Regions from separate parts of the Homo sapiens genome. Here region 2 is linked to region 1. A link is an interaction called in ENCODE POLR2A ChIA-PET data of the cell type or tissue named here. Cell type or tissue: GM12878. All regions are shown on one strand. Links, peaks and the distances in the headings refer to the core of each region. The heading gives the core; the rest is flanking DNA. Region 1 overlaps LINC02837 (long intergenic non-protein coding RNA 2837). Region 2 overlaps DYM (dymeclin).

What was found. Peaks named below come from ENCODE experiments on the same cell type or tissue, not always from the same donor. Only the 100,000 strongest peaks of a DNase experiment are listed, where the experiment ranks them.
Region 2: POLR2A ChIA-PET joins it to region 1 with 6 read pairs; 2 of 35 experiments call an interaction of 5 or more read pairs at or near these places.

The regions. Positions count from the first base shown.
Region 1 is chr18:49,526,693-49,537,804 of GRCh38, forward strand. It overlaps LINC02837 (long intergenic non-protein coding RNA 2837), which reads left to right. Exons shown (of 4, transcript NR_183517.1): 4 at 586-834. Among named protein-coding and RNA genes, the nearest start is that of LIPG, 30 kb to the right of the region's middle. RefSeq lists a silencer at 4,543-4,714. In GM12878, for the core only: no CTCF peak of the experiment used is centred there; a DNase peak (open chromatin) is centred at 5,407.
Region 2 is chr18:49,353,736-49,364,847 of GRCh38, forward strand. It overlaps DYM (dymeclin), which reads right to left. Exons shown (of 18, transcript NM_001353214.3): 6 at 9,426-9,498. Among named protein-coding and RNA genes, the nearest start is that of DYM, 100 kb to the right of the region's middle. In GM12878, for the core only: no CTCF peak of the experiment used is centred there; DNase peaks (open chromatin) are centred at 6,166 and 7,055; H3K27ac peaks cover 323 bases.

The DNA of each region.
Region 1 (11,112 bases), core at 1,766-9,765:
AATTTATTTTTTGAGACAGGATCTCACTCTGTCACCCAGGCTGGAGTACAGGGGTGTGATCATGGCTCACTGCAGCCTTGGACAAAGCAGGGTTCAAAGCAATCCTCCCATCCAAGCCTCCAGAGTAGCTGGGACTACAGGTACATGCCACCATGCCTGGGTAATTTTTTAAAATGTATTTTTTCGTAGAGATGGGGGCCTTGCTACGTTGCCCAGACTGGCCTTGAACTCCTGAGTTCAAGTGATCCTCCTGCCTCAGCCTCTCAAAGTATTGGGATTACAGGAGTAATTTTATTTTTGACTGGACCCAGAGGTTGAAGTGGGTGTTCAGTGGGAACTGGACTGGCTTCAGCTGGAGGCTTCGGGTAGGTAAAATTTTAGAGGGACAAGGTATGATGTGTTCATCAGCATCTAAGGAGTCTGGGAGTCCTCTGTCCAGAACACAAGCCAATAATATGTTCAGAAATTATGGACCCCAAACCTGTGGTTTTCTAGAGAAATGAATGCACCTTACTAGAGACCATTTAAAGTGGCAGTGGGATGGGTTAAAAACATTTTTTTTTTAAACTAAAACTTAATTCCTAGGTTCACAACAATGAGAAGTTTTGAGCTGGATAAAACTGTTCATTTATGGAGCATATTGGAAAAGGAGGGATCACACATGTCTCAGAAACAATGGGATGCATTTCCTGTTTGGTAGAGGGAGGCTTCTAAAAGGTTGATTGGTTACAAAATTGCCTCTCTAAAAGACTCCTTTCTAAAGGCAAATAAGGAAACTGAAAAGCTTAAGAGATGAATTAAAGACGAAAATAAAAATAATTATATGGTAACTGACATAACTTTGACCATTTCCGCCCTTTATTCTCAATATATTTGTACACCCATTTTCTCAGCTTACACCTACTGATCCTTTTGCCCAGTTATGCTTATACCCTGAAGATGATGAGAGATGGGAAGTTAGGCCCTCAGAACAGCCATGTCTGGTTCCTATAACTACTTTTGCTCAAAACGGAGTAAAAAAACTGGTGAAAAATTGAACTCAGAGTCATAGCAAAAGATTTTCCAAACCTTAGAGAAAACCTCAAAAAATTTACTGAGGAATTTAGAATTCTCACAGGAGCCCGTGACTCTGGACCTCCCAATTTGTGTCAGGATAAGACATGAGATGGGACCTGGGGAGGCAAGTAACTGGATGGCCACAGCAGGATGGGATACGCCTGAGGAAGTACTGCCAGTCATGCAAGTGGTACTTCTAGGGTGGCCCAAATATGCCAGAAAAATGGCTGAAAAACTTTAGAAGCTATCCCCGTTGTCTTTCCATAAAAGATTCCCTGCTCCATTATTCAAACAGGTGTGAAAGGAAAATCAAAAACTCAGGACCCCAATTCACCATGCCAAAGGAAAAAATCAAGCTGAAAGCTGAGTCATGCAAGAAGCTGCCTTTTGTTCCTAAGCAGATAGCTACAGATAAAAGGTGAAATATCTCCACAGGGACCTTATCTTATATAACGTGTCCAGTTACTGAGTGCGAGACGAATACATAATCGACTGTCCCCCTACCTGCTTTTTTTCTCTTGCAACACCTGGATTACCATGCCCTCCCTTTTCCCCCTCCAGCTCACTTTTCCCCTTTAAATACTGAAGCCCTCAAAATCATCTTTGGACAAAGGCACAGACCACAGACTGTTTCTGTGATTCCATGTTTATTTCTTCCAGGCATTGTCCTTAACCTTGGCAAAATAAACTTCTAAGTTGATATCCATTATGTATATGTGCATATTTAAAAGGACTTTACACTTTTTTTTTCTCTCCCAGGATCTTGTTTTTTGAGAAAAAGTTTTTTTTTTTTTTTAAATTCTCAGTCAACTGAATTCTATTCTCTCCAGTTCTCTCCACTTACTTCTGCCTGTCTCTCCTTCCTTTGCCATCCTCTACTGCATGAGGAACCTAAACTAATTTCTGACAGCCTGGGATTCCTTAAAGAAAACAGAGAAGGTGCCAGACTCCTTTTTGGGGAATTTTCCTCTGTGTTTCCTTATGGAATCCCAAGAGGACGAACAGACAAGTTCTGCTCGGATCTTAAACTGCTTGCTTTTTATTGTGTTGTCTGATTTTTCTTTTGACTAAAATAGTTATGTAAACCAAAAATACAATTCTAAGTGCCCCTCAATCAACTGGTGGACCCTCCCCTTGGCCAAGGGTATTCCAAAGTTAACCTGAAAAACTAGTTCAGGTCATGATGGGAAGTGGGGGTCGGATATTATATCCTTCTCCCTGCATTAGCATTAAAGCAGAGACCTTAAGGCTGATAGAACAGACTTTTTTTTTTTTTTGAGATGAAGTCTTGCTGTTACCCAGGCTGCAGTGCACTGGGTGCTATCTTGGCTCACTGCAACCCCACCTCCTGGGTTCAAGTGATTCTCCTGCCTCAGCCTCCTGAGTAGCTGGGATTACAGGCATGCACCACCAGGCCTGGCTGATTTTTGTATTTTTAGTAAAGATGGGGTTTCGCCATGTTGGCCAGGCTGGTCTCAAACTCCTGACCTCAGGTGATCCGCCCACCTTGGCCTCCCAAAGTGCTGGGATTACACGTGTGAGCCACGGTGCCGGTCCAGAACAGACTTTTTAAGTCTGATAAGAAACACAGTCTATTTTCTCTGAAGCTTAGAGGCTTCATCTGCATAAGAAGAACCTTGGTCTCCAAAACTACCTATCTTAATGCAGACATTCCCTTCTATTGATTCTAGATCTTTAGATAAACTATTTCAACTAATTGCCAGTCAGGAAATCTTTGCCTCTACCTATGACCTGGAAGCCCAATCTTACCCCCCACCACCAGCTTCTTCAAGTTGTCCCACCAATGCACATCTTATATGTATTGATTGCTGTCTTATGTCTCCCTTAAATGTATAAAACTAAGCTGTAACCCAACTACCTTGGGCATATGTTGTCAGGACCTCCTGAGGCTGTGTCACGGGAATGTCCTTAACTTTGGCAAAATAAACTTCTAAATTGATTGAGACTTGTCTCAGATACTTGTTGGTTTATGGTTATTACAACAGGGGCTACTCTTGGGTGTTTAAGATAAGTAAGGGTGTGGTTTAGACACTTAGAGAAACGTTTCTGTAACAAAGTGCACTGTAAAAGCATTACATGGCCTAGTCCCACGACAGCTCTTTTTTTGGAGACCCAGGATTCCCTGTGAGCTCTGCTTAGAGCTCAGAGATCCAGTTAAAAGACAGAGACTGAGTTTAAAACTACTTATCTAAATAAAAATGGTCTCCTTATACAATCCTGTGGTAGATTTCTATAATTTTATGTTTGACTTGCCAGGCATTTTTAATCTTCCTGTAACGCACCAACACTCTCTCTCTCCCTACTTGGAGATATAAATATTGCTATCTGATTTTCACCTAGGAGTTGTTGCTTTAGTTTGCACATTTAGGGCTGTCTTACTGACAATTGCCTAGGGTAATGAAACAGGTTATCAAAAAATTGGAAGTCTTGGCTGGGCGTGGTGGCTCATGCCGGTAATCCCAGCTATTCAGGAGGCTGAGACAGGAGAATCACTTGAACCCAGGAGGTGGAGGTTGCAGTGAGCTGAGATCCTGCCACTGCACTTCAGCCTGTCTGAGCGAGACAATGTCTCACAAAAAAAGAAAAGAAAAGAAACAAAACCCAGGGAATTGGAAGTTTAAAGTAGGAGGAAAAAAAGGGGTCTTTGGTTGGGTGCGGTGGCTCATGCCTGCAATCCTAGTACTTTGGGAGGACGAGATGGGAGGATTGTGCTGAGACCAGCTTGGTCTGGGAGACCCTAACCCAGTGGCGCTAGAGGAATTAAGGACACACACACAGAAATATAGAGGTGTGAAGTGGGAAATCAGGGGTCTCACAGCCTTCAGAGCTGAGAGCCTCGAACAGAGATTTACCCACGTATTTACTAACAGCAAGCCAGTCATTAGCATTGTTTCTATGGATATTTGATTAACTAAAAGTGTCCCTTATGGGAAATGGGATTAACTGAAAGTATCCCTTATGGGAAACAAAGGGATGGGCCGAAATAAAGGAATAGGTTGGGCTAGTTAACTGCAGGAGGAGCATGTTCTTAAGGCACAGATCGCTCATGCTATTGTTTGTGGCTTAAGAATGCCTTTAAGTGGTTTTCCGCCCTGGGTGGGCCAGGTGTTCCTTGCCCTCATTCCAGTAAACCCACAACCTTCCAGCGTGGGCGTTATGGCCATCATGAACATATCACAGTGCTGCAGAGATTTTGTTTATGGCCAGTTTTGGGCCATTTAAGGCCAGATTTTGGGGCGCTTGTTCCCAACAGGATTGCTTGAGGCTAGGAGTTTGAGACCAGCCTGGGCAACATAAGGAGACCCCATCTTTATGAAAAATACAAAAATTAGCTGGGTATAGTGACACATGCCTGTAGTCCCAGATACGCAGGAGGCTGAGGCAGAAGGATTACTTGGGCCCAGGTGGTCAAAGCTGCAGAGAACTATGATTGTGCCACTGCACTCCAGCCTGGGTGACACAGTATGAGAACTTATCTCAAAAAAAGGGGGTCTTATGAATCTTTTTTTTTTTTTTTTTTTAGATGGAGTCTTGCTCTGTTGCCTGGGCTGCAGTGGCACGATCTTGGCTCACTGCAACCTCTGTCTCCTAGGTTCAAGTGATTCTCCTGCCTCAGCCTCCCAAGTAGCTGGGATTACAGGTGCCTGCCATTATGCCTGGCTAATTTTTGTATTTTTAGTAGAGACGGGGTTTTATCATGTTGGCCAGGCTGGTCTCAAGCTCCTGGCCTCAAGTGATTTGCTGCCTCAGCCTCCCAAAGTGCTGGGATTACAGATGTGAGCCACTGCGTCCGGCCAAAAGGGAGTCTCATGAATCTACTTCTACCTGTGTGTCTGATACATCTGTGTATCTGTGTCATGTATACATTTTGTAGCAGGACGAGCTGTAGACAAAACTCCTCAGACACCGAGTTAAAGAAGGAAGGGGTTTATTCAGCTGGGAACATTGGCAAGACTCCTGTCTCAAGAGCCAACCTCCCTGAGTGAGCAATTCCTATCCCTTTTAAGGGCTCACAACTCTAAGGGGGTCTGCGTGAGAGGCTCGTGATCGATTGAGCAAGCAGGGGGTATGTGACGGGGCTGCATGCACCAGTGGTCAGAGTGAAACAGGACAAACCAGGAAGTTTCACAATGTCTTTTCTATACAATGTCTGGAATCTATAGATAACATAACCAGTTAGGTCAGGGGTCGATCTTTAACTACCAGGCTTAGGTCAGGCGGGCCCAGGCTTGGTTTCGGGTCTGGTTCCTTGGCTTCGGGTCTGGTTCCTAGGCACCAGGCTACCTGACTTTTGTTTCACTTTTCTTTTCTTTTCTGAGTATAAAACAATGTAAAACGATATGAGAGGGTCTGTCTCTCTTCTCTCGGTTTCACTACCCAAAATATATAAGAGCTCTAATTAGCTTAAAGAAAAAAAGAGGCACTTAAATCAAATCTTTTATCAGAAAAATAGAGACTTTAAGCTCAAATGCGTTTTCAGGTTCACATGACTCACAAATCTTTAATAAATAAGCTGGTTTAAAAATGATTGGTAAAATAAAATTAGAAATGCCTTCTGAATTATCAACATACATTATTGTTTAGATTTATTGGTCAAGTGGTTTTATATTTATCTCTGCTAGATATTATAAGGTGTCAAAATTTGGCATGAGGGCTATAAAGCTATAAATGTAGCCCAAAAGAGAATTACCTTTAATGTTGTTGTTTTAATGAAAACAATGAGATTCTGAGTTATTGGCAAAAAAAGTCCATTTATTTAACCTCAAGGTTCCTACTTACGTAAACAACTGAAATTCATAGGCTGTAAAAATGGTTAACAGGGAAATAACTTTAAATGATAACTATCGCAGTTTTCATAAGTAATCTCTGCAGGTTCTAACTGCTGTTGTGGCCTTATGCTAAAATGTTTTATCTTAAAGGTCTGAAGGAAATATTTTCTTCCAATGTAACATTCTGTGCTGTTGGCCTTAAATTGTTCTATGAAATCAAAGATTTTCACTTATGACCCCAGACACAGTCTTCCTATTCTAACTAATTCAAGTACCATTTTCACGAGTTTTGACTTGCAGGTTATCTAAATGTGCTCCCTGTAGGGAAAAACAATCACACTGCAGAAGGTCTTTTCATTTGCTGTTTGGTAACTGGCCTAACAAACAGATTTTACATTTTTTGAAATAATTCCTACATCATCGTCATTAAGTTTTGATTTGCTTAGGAAAACTAAGATGAAAAAACCAAGGCTATCACATCTACATAACTTTCTACATTGCTTTTAAAGTCCTTGTGCTGTTAAGTTATAGGGCTTTGACTCTTGGGTCTAAAAAGGACTTCAAATCCTGCTAAACCTTAAACACTGACAGCAGTTAAAGCCTCATCTTCAGATCCAGAGAAGATGCCAATCAAAATAAACTGTGTTAATGAGACACTGGGCCAAAAATTAAAACTATTCAACTTCTCTAGGCCCAGAGACTATTGCAGAAGAGGTAGGCACATGAGATTGTAAGGGCTGATTTTGAGAGAGAAAATTGTTCAGAGTTTTTCTATAAATTAAACATTAATATCAAAGGCACACTGATACAATACCAGCATCTGGGTCCCTGTGTCGGATTAACAAGGTTTTCTTGGAGAATTAACCCACTTTTTTTTGAGACAGAGTCTTGCTCTGTTGCCTGGGCTGGAGTGCAGTGGCGTGATCTCGGCTCACTACAACCTCCACCACCTGGGTTCAAGCAATTCTCCCACCTCAGCCTCCCGAGTAGCTGGGATTACAGGCTCCTGCCACCATGCCCAACTAATTTTTGTATTTTTAGTAGAGAGGGGGTTTTGCCTTCTTGGCCAGGCTGGTCTCGAACTTCTGACCTCAGGTGATCCGCCTGCCACAGCCTCCCAAAGTGCTGGGATTACAGGTGTGAGCCACTGCGCCCAGCCTATTTTACAACTTTATAAATTATAGATAAATTATAACAATGGGAAATAGGCTGGGTGTGGTAGCTCATACCTCTAATCCCAGCATTTTGGGAGGCAAAAGCGGGTGGATCACTTGAGGTCAGGAGTTCGAGACCAGCTTGATCAACATGGTGAAACCCTGTCTCTACTGAAAATACAAAAAATTAGCCAGGCTTGGTGGCAGATGCCTGTAATCCCAGCTTCTCAGGAGACTGAGGCGGGAGAATCGCTCGAACCCAGGAGGCAGAGGTTTCAGTGAGCTGAGATTGTACCATTGCACTGCAGCCTGGGTGACAGAGAAAGACTCTGTCTCAAAAAAAAAAAAATTACAAACAGTTATAACAAGGCTTATGAAAATTATATCTGATGGTCAAGATGATTAAAATGTAATAGATTTGTTGATAAGATTTAAGAGAGATATAATTGGCCTCATGTTGTCTTTATTAAGGCTTATTATTTAGGAAATTAAGTCTCCTTTCTCAAAGAATAAAGATTTCTGCCTCTTTTTTTTTGGGAAATCTTTGAGTTATAATGTGGTCTAAATAAATGACTTATTTTACAATGACTTGTGATCCTATTTTGTGATATCAAATGTTTTTAAAACTTTTTATGTTTGACCAACTTTCCAAAATCAAATTCTAAGTTCGATCCTTTTGACCTCATTAATTTTTTGAATTTAGGTCCTCTGAAGTCCAAAAGAGACATTTTCAGCTTATTTGGTATAACAAAAGCATACAGAAAACATTATTAAATATGAAATGGTGTTTAACCTTCTTTGGATTATATTTATATAAATGTATTATTAGTATGCCTTCCAAATGAAGGTATATGAAATTCCTATATGAAATTCCTATAATTCTGATATGTATTAGTATACATTATGGTAGTATTATGATTATTATTTAAAATTGTTGCATGCCACATAAGTAACCAAATTTCCTTGTCATTTGTGTCTTTAACCATGGCTGTTCTAAGACTTTGTCATCCACAATTGTTGTTTACTTTGATCCTTTTATAGAGTGGCTTATAATCAACTATAGAACTCTGAGTACTCTGATAATTTTAGAGATTGTGCCATTGGAATAGAGAGAAAAACTTCCAGGACTCTCATGGAGAGCTGATGTATTCGTGAGGATTGTCAATCCAATATTGGAAGAACAGAAGTTAATTGCATGGATTAAACTAACAGAAGCCTGAAATAATCTTTCATTACTTTTTGTTTAACACATTTGCTGATTCTTTTTGTTTTGTTTTTCAGAGTGAAGAAAACTTTTTCTTCTTTTAAGTTATTTACAGTTTTTAACGTTGAGTAAAGTGTATTCTAGCAAGCAAAATTCAACATAATTTATTTCTCTCTACCTAATTTCTCTGAAATTCAGAAACTATTTGTGAGTGTTCTTAATTTATGGCAATATACTTATTTGTATAAGTTCCATAGGAACCTGCTTTCTTTTATTACAGGCCATACCTGGAGACACTGGTTATTTTCCCAAGTCTTTGACTGGAATGGCATATTTTCAGATTGCCTTGAGGAAATGAGGTTGACCTATAGAGCCAATTAAAGCCCTTCAGAAAAACTGGCCCCATACCTTGTCCTTCATAGGGTTCTGACCTGTGACAAGTAAAGAATGTTGGTTTCTGACAGGCCCAGGAATCCCAAGTTTTCTTGGGATATTGAAAAGAGGAAGTCACCCAGGCTGAGCTTGAGGTTTTTAAAAAGGTCTAATCTCAGATGCCTTGAGGAAAAGCTTCCAGCAAAGTCAATTTAAAAAAAAAATAGAGTCTACATGGCAAATGATTATTCTTGCTGCACTTTATGCAAATAATCAAGCCAAGTATAATAAGGCTAAAACTTATTTTACAAATAAACTGGTCCTACTATGATTTTGTCTTTAATAAAATTGGGAAATTGGAGAGAGAAAAATTATGTTTCAAAATAATGTATAGTACACATGTTATTAGATTCTAGCCTTGTGCAGTGTTTTCCAATTTTTATTATTTTCTACAATTTGGACTGAATCCAGAAATGTTTCCTGTCCACAAGTCTTAAAATAATGTTTTCAATTTTTTTCTTTCTTTGTTTTTCCTGCTCCCCATTTTTCCTGATTTGAAATACTGAAGCTAGACAAATTAAACTTTGGAAGAAAATGACAGCAACCTATTTATATACATAAACCATTTTCATATCTGCCTACCGATGTGTGGACTTCAGAGTAATATGGCCTGTATCAGTTTTCCGGGATTTTTCTTCCTTTTTTTTTTTTTGGTTATTGCCTCCTTTTTCCCCTCTGTTTTCTCTTTTCCTTCCCCTATTTTTTCTTCATAGGATGTGAGAGTTCACAACCTGTTCCAAATGAGCATTCCCAACAACATAGGACCTGTTTGTCTATGAATAAACTCTCTTAGCCATGAAAGATCAGGCAAAATCCAAGACCAGTGACTCATTTTCTTCTAAAATGTTTTCTCCAAAAGATTTTCAAAAGAAAACAGAGGAGGAATATAAAAGGAAAATAAAAACTTGGGACCCCAATTCACTGTGACAAAAGGAAAAAAAATCAAGCTGAAAGCTGAGTACGTAAGAAACTGCCTTTCCTTTTGTTTCTAAGTAGATAGCTACAGATAAAATGTTGAATATCTCAACAGGTAGCTCCTCTATATTCATCTTATCTCACGATTTACTGAGCAGATGAATACATAATTGACTATTCCCTTACCTGTTCCTTTTCTCTTGCAACACGTGGATTACCATACCCTCCCTCTTTCCTCTCCAGCCTGTTTTTCCCCTTTAAATATTAAAGCCCTCAAAATTATCTTTGAAGAAAGGCACAGACACCTGCCTCCTGGGTATGTCATTAACCTTGGCAAAATAAATTTTTTGCTTACATGTGTAAGCCAAAAAAAGATTAGTTGCTTCGTGATTACAGGGCTAGATTGAGAATCTCACTTGTTAAACATTCTGGTCTTAAAATGGTTGACAAAAAAGTCAAGCTCTAAAATATTTGAAGAGATTTATTCTGAGCTAAATATGAATGATCAATGGCCAGTGACACAGCCCTTAGGAGATCCCGAGAACATGTGACCAAGGTGGTTGGGGCACAGCCTAGTTTTATACATTTTAGGGAGACATGAGACATCAATCAAATACATGTAAGATATACATTGATTCAATCCGGAAATGCGGGACAACTCGAAGTAGGGGCTTCCAGATCACAGGTAGATTTAAACATTTTCTTATTGGCAATTTGTTGTAAGAATTGTTATTAATAGAAAGGAATATGTGGGTTATGATAAGGGGTTGTGGAGACCAGAGTTTTGTTATGCAGATGAAGCCTCCAGGTAGCAGGCTTCAGAGAGAGTAGTGTTTCTTATCAGACTTAAGGTCTGTTGATATTAAATGCTGGTCAGTTTTTCCCAAATTCCAAAAGAGAAGAGGGTATAATGAGACTCCTATATGCTAGTGAAATCCTTAATTTAGGGCCACTTGTACATGAAGTGACCCCTCATAAAAGGACACCCACCCCCATCTCCCAAACCCAATCATATAAAAGAGTTTTGCCTTCATTCCTTTGTAAGAGTACTTTCTCCTCAGCTGGGAATCTCTGAATTGGAAAAATGACTTATTAATATTTCAGCAACTCCTGAAAAAAGCTTTGCTGATATTTTGGATTCTCTCTAAGCAGTGCAATCTGAGATGAATTATTTGGCCTCAGTAGTACTCCAAACTAGAAGAGTTCTGAACACTTCGATTGCTCAACAAGGAGGAGCTTGTGACCTAATTGGTGAAAAGTGTTGTTTTGATGTTAATAAGTCAGGCGTTGTTGACCAAAATTTAAAAGGTCTTTAAGAATAACAGGAGTTTTCCGTCAGATGAGCACTGCCTCCTGCATTGACTCAGCTGGTTAAATCTTGCTTCCCAGGAATCTTTGCTCAGAGGAATCTTTCAATCCACGGCCACCATTCTCCTTACAGTTATTGTATTTACCTCCCTGGTGTGTCATATGCTTCCTGAGGGTATTCAATGCTTTCCAGCAGCCACTCATACATCAAATAATTGCCACCAGGCTCAGACAACTTGAGTAAACTAATAAA
Region 2 (11,112 bases), core at 2,011-10,010, 170 kb before region 1:
CTGTATGAGCAAAACCATAAAACTTTGATGAAAGAAATCAAATAACTAAATAAATAGAAAGATATTCTATATTCATGGATAGAAAGACTCAATATTGTCAAGATTCCTCTTAATGTGATCTACAGATGCAACACAATTCAAATCACAACACCTGCAAGTTACTTGGTAGTAACTTGTAGTAACACAACAAACTGGTTCTAAAGTTATACAGAAAAGCAAAAGGCCTATAAATATCAACACAAAATTGAAACAGCAGAACAAACTAAAAGGACTGGAATTATCCTTCAAGACCTACTACAAGGCTACAGTAATCAAGACAGCATGACACTGGCAAAAGAATAAATAGATCAACAGAACAGAACTGAGCACTCAGAAACAGACCCACATATAGTTAATTGGTCTTTGACAAAGAAGCAAAGACAGTATAATGGGGAAAGGTAGTCTCTTCAACCAGATGCTGAAACAACTGGATATCCACATGCAAAAAAAAGACAGATCTAAATATGAAATGCAAAACTATAAAACTCTAAAACGATAAAATAGGAGAAAATCCAAATGACCTTGGGTATGGTGATGACTTTTTGGATACAACACCAAAGGCACAATCCATGAAAGAAATTATTGATAGGAAGATTAAAATTTTAAAATTTAAAGTTTCCTACTCTGTGAAAGACATGATCCATCAAAAAAATAACTGAGAGCAAGGGCCTCATTAAAATTAAAAATTTCTATTCTGTGAAAGACACTGTGAAGAGAATGAGAATAAATGCCACAGGCTGGGAGAAAACACTTGCAGAAGACATATCTGATAATGGATTGTTATCTAAAATATACAAAGAACTCTCAAAACTCAGCAAGAACACAACCCAATTAAAAAGTGGACCAAAGACTAACAGATATATCATCAAAAAAGATACACAGATGGCACAAGCATATGAAGAGATGCTCAACATCATATGTCATTAGGGAACTGCAAATTAAAACAATGAGATACCACTACACATCTATTCAAATGCCAAAATTTAAAACACTAACACCACCAAACGCTGACAAGGATGTGGAGCAATAGGAACTCTCATTCATTACTGGTGGGAATGGCAAAACTGGTACAGGCATTTTGGAAGACAGTTAAGCAGTTTCTTACAAAATTAAACATACTTTAACCATCATTCATTCATCTACTCTGTATGATATGACAATGATAGATACATTTCATCATGCATTTGTCTAATCCCATAGAATATAAATTTCTTACAAAATTAAACATATTTTAACCATCATCCTTTGATCTACTCTGTATGATATGACAATGATAGATACATTTCATCATGCATTTGTCTAATCCCATAGAATATAAATTTCTTACAAAATTAAACATACTTTAACCATCATCCTTTGATCTACTCTGTACATGACAATGATAGATACATTGATCAACACATTGATACATTGATAGATACAATTGATACACTGATCAATAAACTTATAGATACATTGATAGATGTATCTATCAATGTATAGATATCAATAGATATAGATATCAATAGATATGCATTGATATCTATCATAGATATCATAGATAGACATCAATGTATAGACAGATGTATCTATCAATAATTGATAGGTACATTGATAGATAGATGATACATAGATAGATGATACATTGATACACTGATAGATACAATTGACAGATACAATTGATACACTGATCAACACATTGACAGATACAATAGATATATTGATCAATATGATACACTGATAGATACATTTCATCATGCATTTGTCTAATCCCATAGAAGATAAACACCTACACCTACAGGGAACACTGAAGTAAACTATATTTGGGTGATAATCCAGTGCCAATGCAGGTTTATTAATTATAACAAATGTATTCCTCTGCTGAGGGACACTGACGGTGCAGAAGGCTATATGTGTGTGGGGGTGGCTTGACATTAATAACTGCAAATTTTAATTCTCCCAACAAACAACTAATTTTTTTTCTTTTTAATTCTGTACTTTCTGCTCAATTTTGTGGTGAACCTAAAATTACTCTCAAAACTAAATGTAAAAAAATAAATATAAAGACTTATTTTTTCAAAATAATGGTATATTATTTAGAAATATAAAAGGTTAAATGAAGGTAAAGGTTTATATAAACCACTAGAACAGGTGAGAATTTAGAAAGTTTGTCTCTCAGGAGGAAACATTTAAAAAGGGATGAGACAAATAACATTTGTTCTCATTATAAGCCTCTGTGCAATGTGATTTTGTCTCCAAACCATGTGCATACATATATGACCACTTAAAATTCAGCATCAATGACTACCAGAAAATATTCAAATGTAATATAATCTGGATTATGTCTGAAAAGAAATTACTCTGTAAAGAAGTAAGTTATAAGTCAGAAAAAATTAAAAAGAAAAAAATCAATTGTTTGTTGGGAGAATTAAAATTTGCAGTTATTAATGTCAAATCACTTTATTCCTATTTTGCTATACATGTATTAATAACAGTAAACAAAATTAACAGCAGCATTCAGTAACAATCTTGGTTTTTTACCAGGAAAAATTCTCTGAAGGCACCAGACATCAATTTTCAAGCTAAAAAGCTACTGTAAACTTAATACGTAATACTGTCTTGGTATCTGAAAATACTACAATCTTTGATTCTTTGATTCAATCGATGCCTTAAATGCCTAATTCATTCAGAAAGCTATACTGGATGTTTGCCTTGCAACACCTAAAACTTAAAATACTGACTTGCTGTAGTCACCCCCCAACCCTACCCTCACTCCTCCACCCACCTTACGGCTAGATTCAAAGAAGTATTTTAGCATCAACATGCAGGGCTGTAGAAAGGCATTTTCCCAATAGCTAGGCCCTTCGTTGCCAACCATGGGTCTCTCCTGTACCTTCACTCTCTTCCAACGACTTGGAGACTCCATAAAGAAACCATTTATGACTCTTTAGGTTCTTGAACCATCTACTCACTGTTACTACCAAATGTTTTCAGTACTCAAATTTCCACAGTAGAACATCTAACCCAGTACTATTAGTCTATGGATCCAATAAATGTGCATCTTATATAATGTTATTACATTTTTAAAATGCTATAAGCTGAATTTTATAAATAAGATTCTCAGTTTCACACTCAAATATTTCCAAAATGGATTTTAGAAAAATATTTCTAATAATTATATTCTTTTTTATATCTCAATAAACAGAGAACCCTAAAAATAATCAAATCTTTAGTCCTCTAACATTTGAGTCTTTGCTACATCAACATTGCTTCTTTATCCCTAATATTCCACAAACCCTCTGCTCAACCTAATGTGCTTGTGATTTTCCAAATACATTATTCATACCTAAGAAGTCCCTATCCAGTTCTTTTCTGCCTCTTTAATGATTTAGCCAGTGCTAATCTGTTCAACTCCAAATGACTGTGGCATCTACCAATGTTCTTCTCATCGGGGTATCTTTTTGTCTATCTACCTCTAAGCTCTTCAAGAGTCACACCTTTTTATGTTCAGGGTCTACTCCACTGTACACACATAGTATATTCACAATATGTTTTTGAGGATGACCTGAATTAAAAAGAAATTATTATACTAAGAATAATCTAGGGACTACTGAGATATAAAGCCCATCGTCCCTAAACTAAACGGCCCCAGAATACTCAGCATTTATAACTAATTAATCTACTAGTCCCTTAAACATTCTCAGGTGTTATTTCTCAGTGTTTCAGCTTCCAGTAGCCCCTTTCTACTACCAATGTCAGTAAGACACCCTGTTGTTACAATGTGCCAACTACAAATGAGCCATTACACTTGCAGTGGAATATGCCTTAGCACAATACTGTTTCCATATAGACTAGATGCTGAGAAACAAACAAAATGCTTTAAGCACAGTGAACAGGTTAGACCCTTACTAATTTACTCAGTAAAGAAATATTTGAGTCTACCATGTGCCAAGCTAACCTGAATATCATGGATGCAGCAGCAGTGAGCAAACCAAATGCTGCCACAAGAGCCCTTGTTTTCATGGAGGTTTCATTCTAGTTTTATTGGGAAAATATGAGCAAGAGAGGTAACAGGTAATATGAAGAGTAGTGAAAAGTGTTAAGACAAAAAACAGGCCAGGTGTGGTGGCTCTTGCCTGTAATCCCAGCACTTTAGGAGGCCAAGGCAGGAGGGTTGCTTGAGCCCAGAATTCAAGGCCAGCCTGGGCAACACAGCAAGACCTCATCTCTAAAAATAATTTTAAAAATTAGCCAGGCATGGTGGCACACACCTGTGGCCCCAGATACTCAAGAGTCTGAGATGGGAGAATTGCTTGAGCCTGGGCAGTTGAGGCTATACTGAGCCATGATTGTGCCACTGCCCTCCAGGCTGGGTGACAGAGTGGGAATCCCATCTCAAAAAAATAAATAAATAAGTAAATAAATAACACATGAAAAAAGACACAGAATGAGAGGGCAGCTATTTTCAGGTGGTCAAAGCTACTCTATAGGGTAGTCAGGGTGGCCATTTCTAAAGAAACAAAACCTGAAGCAGATGAAAGCTTGAAGGTGGTCAGAACGTGAGCCATGCAAATATCTAAAGGAAGACAAACTGTAGAAGGAAAGAAGGCAAAGGCCCTAGACACAGCATGGACTGGCATGCTCCACATTAGCAAGACCACCAGTGAGGGTTAGCAGATGACATCAGATATCCCCTGTACTCGACAAGTCACAGTACACAAATAGATACACACTCCCTGAAAAAGGCAGTGAAAGCAATTAATTATGAAACTCTCATCTTTATCAATCTATACCTTACGAAAAAAACTACAAAAAGTTTTCTTAGATTAAATTATAATTGACAAATCTGCAAATCAGGGCCAGACTAAAAATTAAACAGTCCTCAATGAGTTCACAGGTTCATAAGAAAGACCACAGAAATGGATCCCAGAGAAAGAGGCTGTATTTTGGGTCTGAGGCCAATAGAAAGAGGCCTACTCTGAGCAGACCTGCCCAGAGTGGTGGCACTAGTGAGAAGGAGTGGGGCCTGTGCTTGACACTGACATCCTCATGTACAACTAACAGCCACAGATTTGCTGAAAAATGACAGCAACAAAAACAGATACAAAGACAAGGGAAAAAAATCTAATTTGCGTCCTCAAAATAACTTCCATTTCTTAACAAAACAGCATCACAAGCAGCCCCAAAATACAAGGATGGGTCTATACGGCATCACTGCTTCTGCGGCTATGGCCACACCTGACTCCACCACTCGGTTGGTTCCCACAAGTCTCATTCAGCCCTTATAGTAACACTACAAGAACCCAGACAGTGTCACAAATTCCGAGCGCTGGGCTTTTACCTCTGGCTTACCTACCCACGTTCTTTCTGTTAGAACACTCCATATTAGTGTCTTGAGGAAAATACCTTTATCTTTATTACTTTCCTGTTTACTTCACTGAGACACAGGGAAGGTATAAAAATCAAAGGCAAGGATTTGCTTTTGGCCGATTTATTTAAATTCTAGTGGGATCGATCCAATACACACTGAAAAATGTCAAGCCCGTGCATAACTTAATCTTTATTTTAAATATATAAATGCTGAGAGCTATGGAGTTAAGGAAGGACTCCTGAAAGATGAACAATTTTAATGAAGATTAGTACCTCCGTGAATTAATATTTTATCAAGAAATCCAAAGTGTCTGAGAAACAGTAGCCACTAACTACTTAAAAGTGAATCTTCATTACAAATGAACTCCTACAAAGATCACTGTAATGAACTTCTGGGAGTTTATTTCAAGTATGCCACTGATCCTATTCTCTTTATAATAAGGTATCATTTACATTTTAGTTTACAGATCTCTAAATAAATATATAGCATACACATGTATGTGTCCGTGGTAAACCCTTTGCTCTCAATATTAACAGAATGATTTTAAAAGTCTCATAAGAAACATTTACGCTAGTTTGAATTACCCTCAGTGGCCATTAAAATTCATTTCATCTTGTTATTTACCTGCTAATGCAGCACAGGATGAATTACCAATGTGAAATGTGAAACGTTTATAGCACTTCTGATGATGTTCAGGTGTGAGAGCATTCGTGGTTTGCATATATTCCTATTTCCTCTTAAATTATACACTGATCCATAAATACTGCACTACAGTTAGAGGAAATGAAACATTTAAAGAGTAGTTTGGTTTCACATGGAAACTGTTACCAAGACAAACCTTCTTGTAGGATGGAGTTCCAAGAACATTAAATCATCAGAAATTGTTTCAGCAGCTGGTTAAAGCTGAGTGTACATAATAGGAGACAACTGGCTAGCTGTGCATTTTCAGCTAATTTAAAAGGTATAAACACATTAAAACACTGAAATGTTTGATATATTACAACACAATCGGCTTGCTCCTCAAGAGTGTTTAAATGGCTGCTCTATTCATTGTGTTTGGAGCCAATTTACTATCTAAAGGTATTTACTGTTTCCATCACCCTGAATGTCACCAAAACATTTTATCAATAAAGGCAAAAAAAAAAAAAAAGCGTGTACTCATTTAAGATATATACTAAATTCCTGGTATTGTGTTATATAAAAAAAAAAAATATTTAGGGCTGAGCGTGGTGGCTCATGCCTGTAATCCCAGAACTTTGGGAGGCCGAGGCGGGCAGATCACAGGTCAGGAGTTCAAGACCAGCCTAACCAACATGGTGAAACCCTATCTCTACTAAAAATACAAAAATTAGCCGGGTGTGGTGGCGCTCGTCTGTAATCCCAGCTACTCAGGAGGCTGAGGCAGGAGAATCGCTTCAACCCAGGAGGCGGAGGTTGCAGTGAGCTGAGATCACGCCACTGCACTCTAGCCTGGGTGACAGAGTAAGATCCATCTCAAAAAAAAAAAGAAAAAAAATTGCAGGTGGTGCTACTTTTAAAATTACATCAGGAACACATGAAGCACTCCACATACCATGACAAAGAAACAGTACACAGTATATGTGTTTCCCTTCCCTGATCTGACCACATGTAAAAGAAACCTAACCACAGTGGCCTAAGCAAGATAGGTATCTATTTTTCTCATGTAAGAGGAAACCCAAAGATATGGGATCCAGGGCCAATGTAATAGTTTCATATTGTCACCAATGTCCCATGCTCCCAGGACACTAGTCTTTGCATGCAATGCTCATTAACATAGTTTCAAGACAGCCCAAGCATTGCCTCCACATTCCAGGAAGGAAGAGAAGGCAATGAGCAAAAGGCTAGAGTGGATATGCTCTGCAAGTTCATGACTTCTGCTCACATATACTTGACCCAAACTATGTCACATGGTCACATGGAACCGCCAAAGTGTCTGAAAAACTAATCTGGGCACACAGCACCACTCTAAACAATACTGGAGTTCTGTTAGAATGGAAGGGGAGAAAGGATGTCATGCAAGTGTCTGCTGCAGGAGCTCCGGTTGAATGGGAAATTGTCCCATTTCCTTCCCTAGGCAATGACTCTTCAGCTGCCTCAGCCCTACTTTCCTGGGTGCATACCACCAGGCCATATCACGACAGGGGTTGGTGGTTCTCACTTCGAAATCTATATTAAAATTCTAGATGCTGCATTCATGTACGACAGCAGCCTGGAGCCTATTTTCTCACAAATACCTGTCTTTCCTTTTGGGGCCATAGACAAATAGCACATTTCCAATTATATCTCCATGTAGACTGAGATTCTGTGATGAGAAACATTAAAATCTACTTTTTTATTTCAAAAATAATTCCTTGTACATATGCATTTTCAACAGGAGATGTAAATTGGTTCCACAGAGGTAAGTAAAAATCTTCATAGATACAATAATAATGGTTTGCGGTCCTCCAAAGGGCTGCAGGACATAAACAGATATTCAGTGTGTCTGGGGATTCAAATTTCATTAAGTGGGAGAGGCAATTATCAAAGAAATGTCAAACAAGGCTTCTCAGGGGGACAATATATTTTTTTAATTTTTTAATTTTTTATTTTTTTTGTGACGTAGTCTCGCTCTGTAGCCCAGGCTGGAGTGCAGTGGCGTGATCTCGGCTCACTGCAACCTCTGCCTCCCGACCTTGGTCCAAACGATTCTCCTGCATCAGCCTCCTGAGTAGCTGGGATTACAGGCATGCGCCACCACGCCCAGCTAGTTTTTGTATTTTTAGTAGAAACGGGGTTTCACCATGTTGGCCAGGCTGGTCGTGAACTCCTGACCTCATGAACTGCCCACCTTGGCCTTCCAAAATGCTGAGATTACAGGCATAAGCCACTGCATCCGGCCTAATTTTTTTTTTTTTTTTTTAAGTAGAGACAGGGTCTCACTATATTGCCCAGGCTGGTCTCCAACTCCTGCATCCAAACAATACACCTGCCTCAGGCTCCCAAAGTGCTGGGATTACAGGCGTGAGACACTGCACCTGGCCAATACTTTTTTTTAAAGGTGGAGAATCACTGCTTTAAAAGTAACAAATGAGGCCAGGCACGGTGGCTCACACCTGTAATCCAGGCACTTTAGGAGGCTGAGGTGGGAGGATCACTTGAAGCTGGGAGTTCGAGACCAACCTGGCCAACATAGTGAGGCCCTGTCTCTACTTTAAATTTTTAAAAGCAACAAATGAGATGAACATTTCGAATCACAAAGGAATTGCATTGAGCTGCAGTGACAGAAGCCCAGTTACAGCAGTGTTAACAAATAAGGGTCTATTTCTGTCACATGAGAAGTCCAGGATGAAAAAAGGTGGTACTGGTAGTTGTTGGCTTTGGTTCAGCAGCTCAATGACATCAAAACAGAATTTTCTGTAAGTCTCTTGGTTCATGGTGCCAAGAAGGCTATGCAACTCAAAAGACTATCCACATTCCAGACAGCAGGAGAAAGGGCTGTTAAGATCAAAAAGATGTGCCTCCTAGCTGACTCAATCAGTTCCTTTTAGAGAGCTTTACCCAGAGGTTTCATTGGAGGACCTTCCCCTACATCTCACTGACTATGCCTAGCTTCAAAGAAGGCTGGAAACGAAAACCTGGCTTCAAAAGAGGCTGGAAATACAATCAGGAAGTCAGGAAGATAAGGAGAACTCAACTCACTGTGTCTACCACAATATGAAGTAGATTCAAACTGCTTCTCTCTTAAAATCTTGTTTCCAAAGATCTATAAGATCTCTTAATACAGAGATTAATTCTGTGCCTACCATATTCTTAATATAGTTTCACTGTTTTCCCCTTAACAACGTAACATTTTTGTTTTGACAATGAATAGTCAGTCTAAATATTAGGTAGAGAGAAAAGAACTCTGTGGATATAGAATCCTTAAAAGGCACACATATAAGTTCTATACAAGGACCCACAAACTTCTCAACATGATCAATGATTATCTGCCATATACAAAGAAGATAAAACAAATCCTGGCCTAGCCAGAACTTACAAGAGTGGAATATCAGTGATCAACTGCATCAAACAGCACAGCAATTCTTCCAAAAGATCTTCTGAGTCAGAACCTGGTAAGACACATAAAAAGATTTTTTTTTAACAAAGTACACAGTAGAATACAGTTGTTCAGAAGTTACATTTTCATTCCTAATGAGAATACAAACAGTTATCATTATATAAACTCAGATATTAATGTTGACCTCTGAATAAAATCCAAATCATGAATAGGTTAGCATCTATGATGATCTTCATCTAGCATAGGACCTTTCAACACCTGCTGTTAATAATACAGCTTTTAAAGCTTGAAGGTACTTTAGGCTCCTGTACGCCAGTAGTTGTCAGATTTCTTATACTGCACTGTGTTTCTTTCAATGAAATCTTACATTAAAGCCAAATATATGAAACAGATAAAAATCAAGCTGCTCTCACTGCTTTGTTTGAAGCAGGGGTAGAGGACTTTTATCCCTCCCTCCCCAACAAATATCTGGCCTTACCCTTGATTTCTTGATGGGAGGGCCTGAAGGTACCTTTTATGAACCTCTGGCACTCCACGGATCATAGACTGAACCCCATTAAAGAGGCCAACCTCCTCTTTACAGACAATGAGTCAAAGGTAAAAGGGCTTTCCCAAGTCACAGAATAAATAAGTGGCAACGGCAGGATGCAAATTACCATTCCAATGGAAATGTTCCCCTATCCCAAACTACTACAGGTAAGTGACCTCCAAATTCCCAAAGTCAGTCAGTATCTCATGTGACTTCTGGTCTTGGACATTACTGACACCTACTCCTTCATGAAATTCTTTCTTTTCTCAGTTCTTATAATACTTTATTTTTAACCAACTTCTTTTTCTATTTCTTCCCAGTGTCTGCTTCCTCAAAATACGTTTCAACTATTGGCATGTTCCCCAGAGTTCCACCATTGTCATGCTTTTTTGTTCATTATCTCATCACCACAGTGCAGCTAAACAAGTTTACTAAATTAAAACTCACTCCTGGGCTGGGTGTGGTGGCTCACACCTATAATCCCAGCATTTTGTGAGGCCAAGGCAGGCAGATCACCTGAGGTCAGGAGTTCGAGACCAGCCTGGCCAACATGGTGAAACCCCACCTCTAATAAAAATACAAAAATTAGTCCAGCATGGTGGCGCACGCCTGTGGTCCCAGCTACTCAGGAGGCAGAGACAGGAGAATTGCTTGAACCCGGGAGGAAGAGGTTGCAGTGAACTGAGGTCGCGCCACAGCACTCCAGCCTGGGTGACAAAACAAGACTGTGTCTCAAAAAAAAAAAAGAAAGAAAGAAAGAAAACTGACTCCTGGACTCCTTTAACCTTCATAACTAGTTAGTATTGTAGTTCCAATTTTACTCCTCTGCAATCCAAACTCCAGATTGCAATCAGACAGAGCTAACTAAACTCCATCCTTTCACTCTCCTGGCTTAGATCTTTTCAATTACTTTAAGCTGATTAATATATATCAGAAAAATTCCATGCTCCAAAGTACAGCATGCCAGACTCTTGGAGATATAGGTCCTGCATCCCTTTCTACATTTATCTTCCTCCAGTACTGCAGTGTATATTCCAGCAATGCCAAGCTATCCACTACATGCCATTTCACACCTCAGTAACATTCCCTCTGCCTGGAATAGCCTCCAACAATAAAAACCTAGTTTTTAAAAAGCCC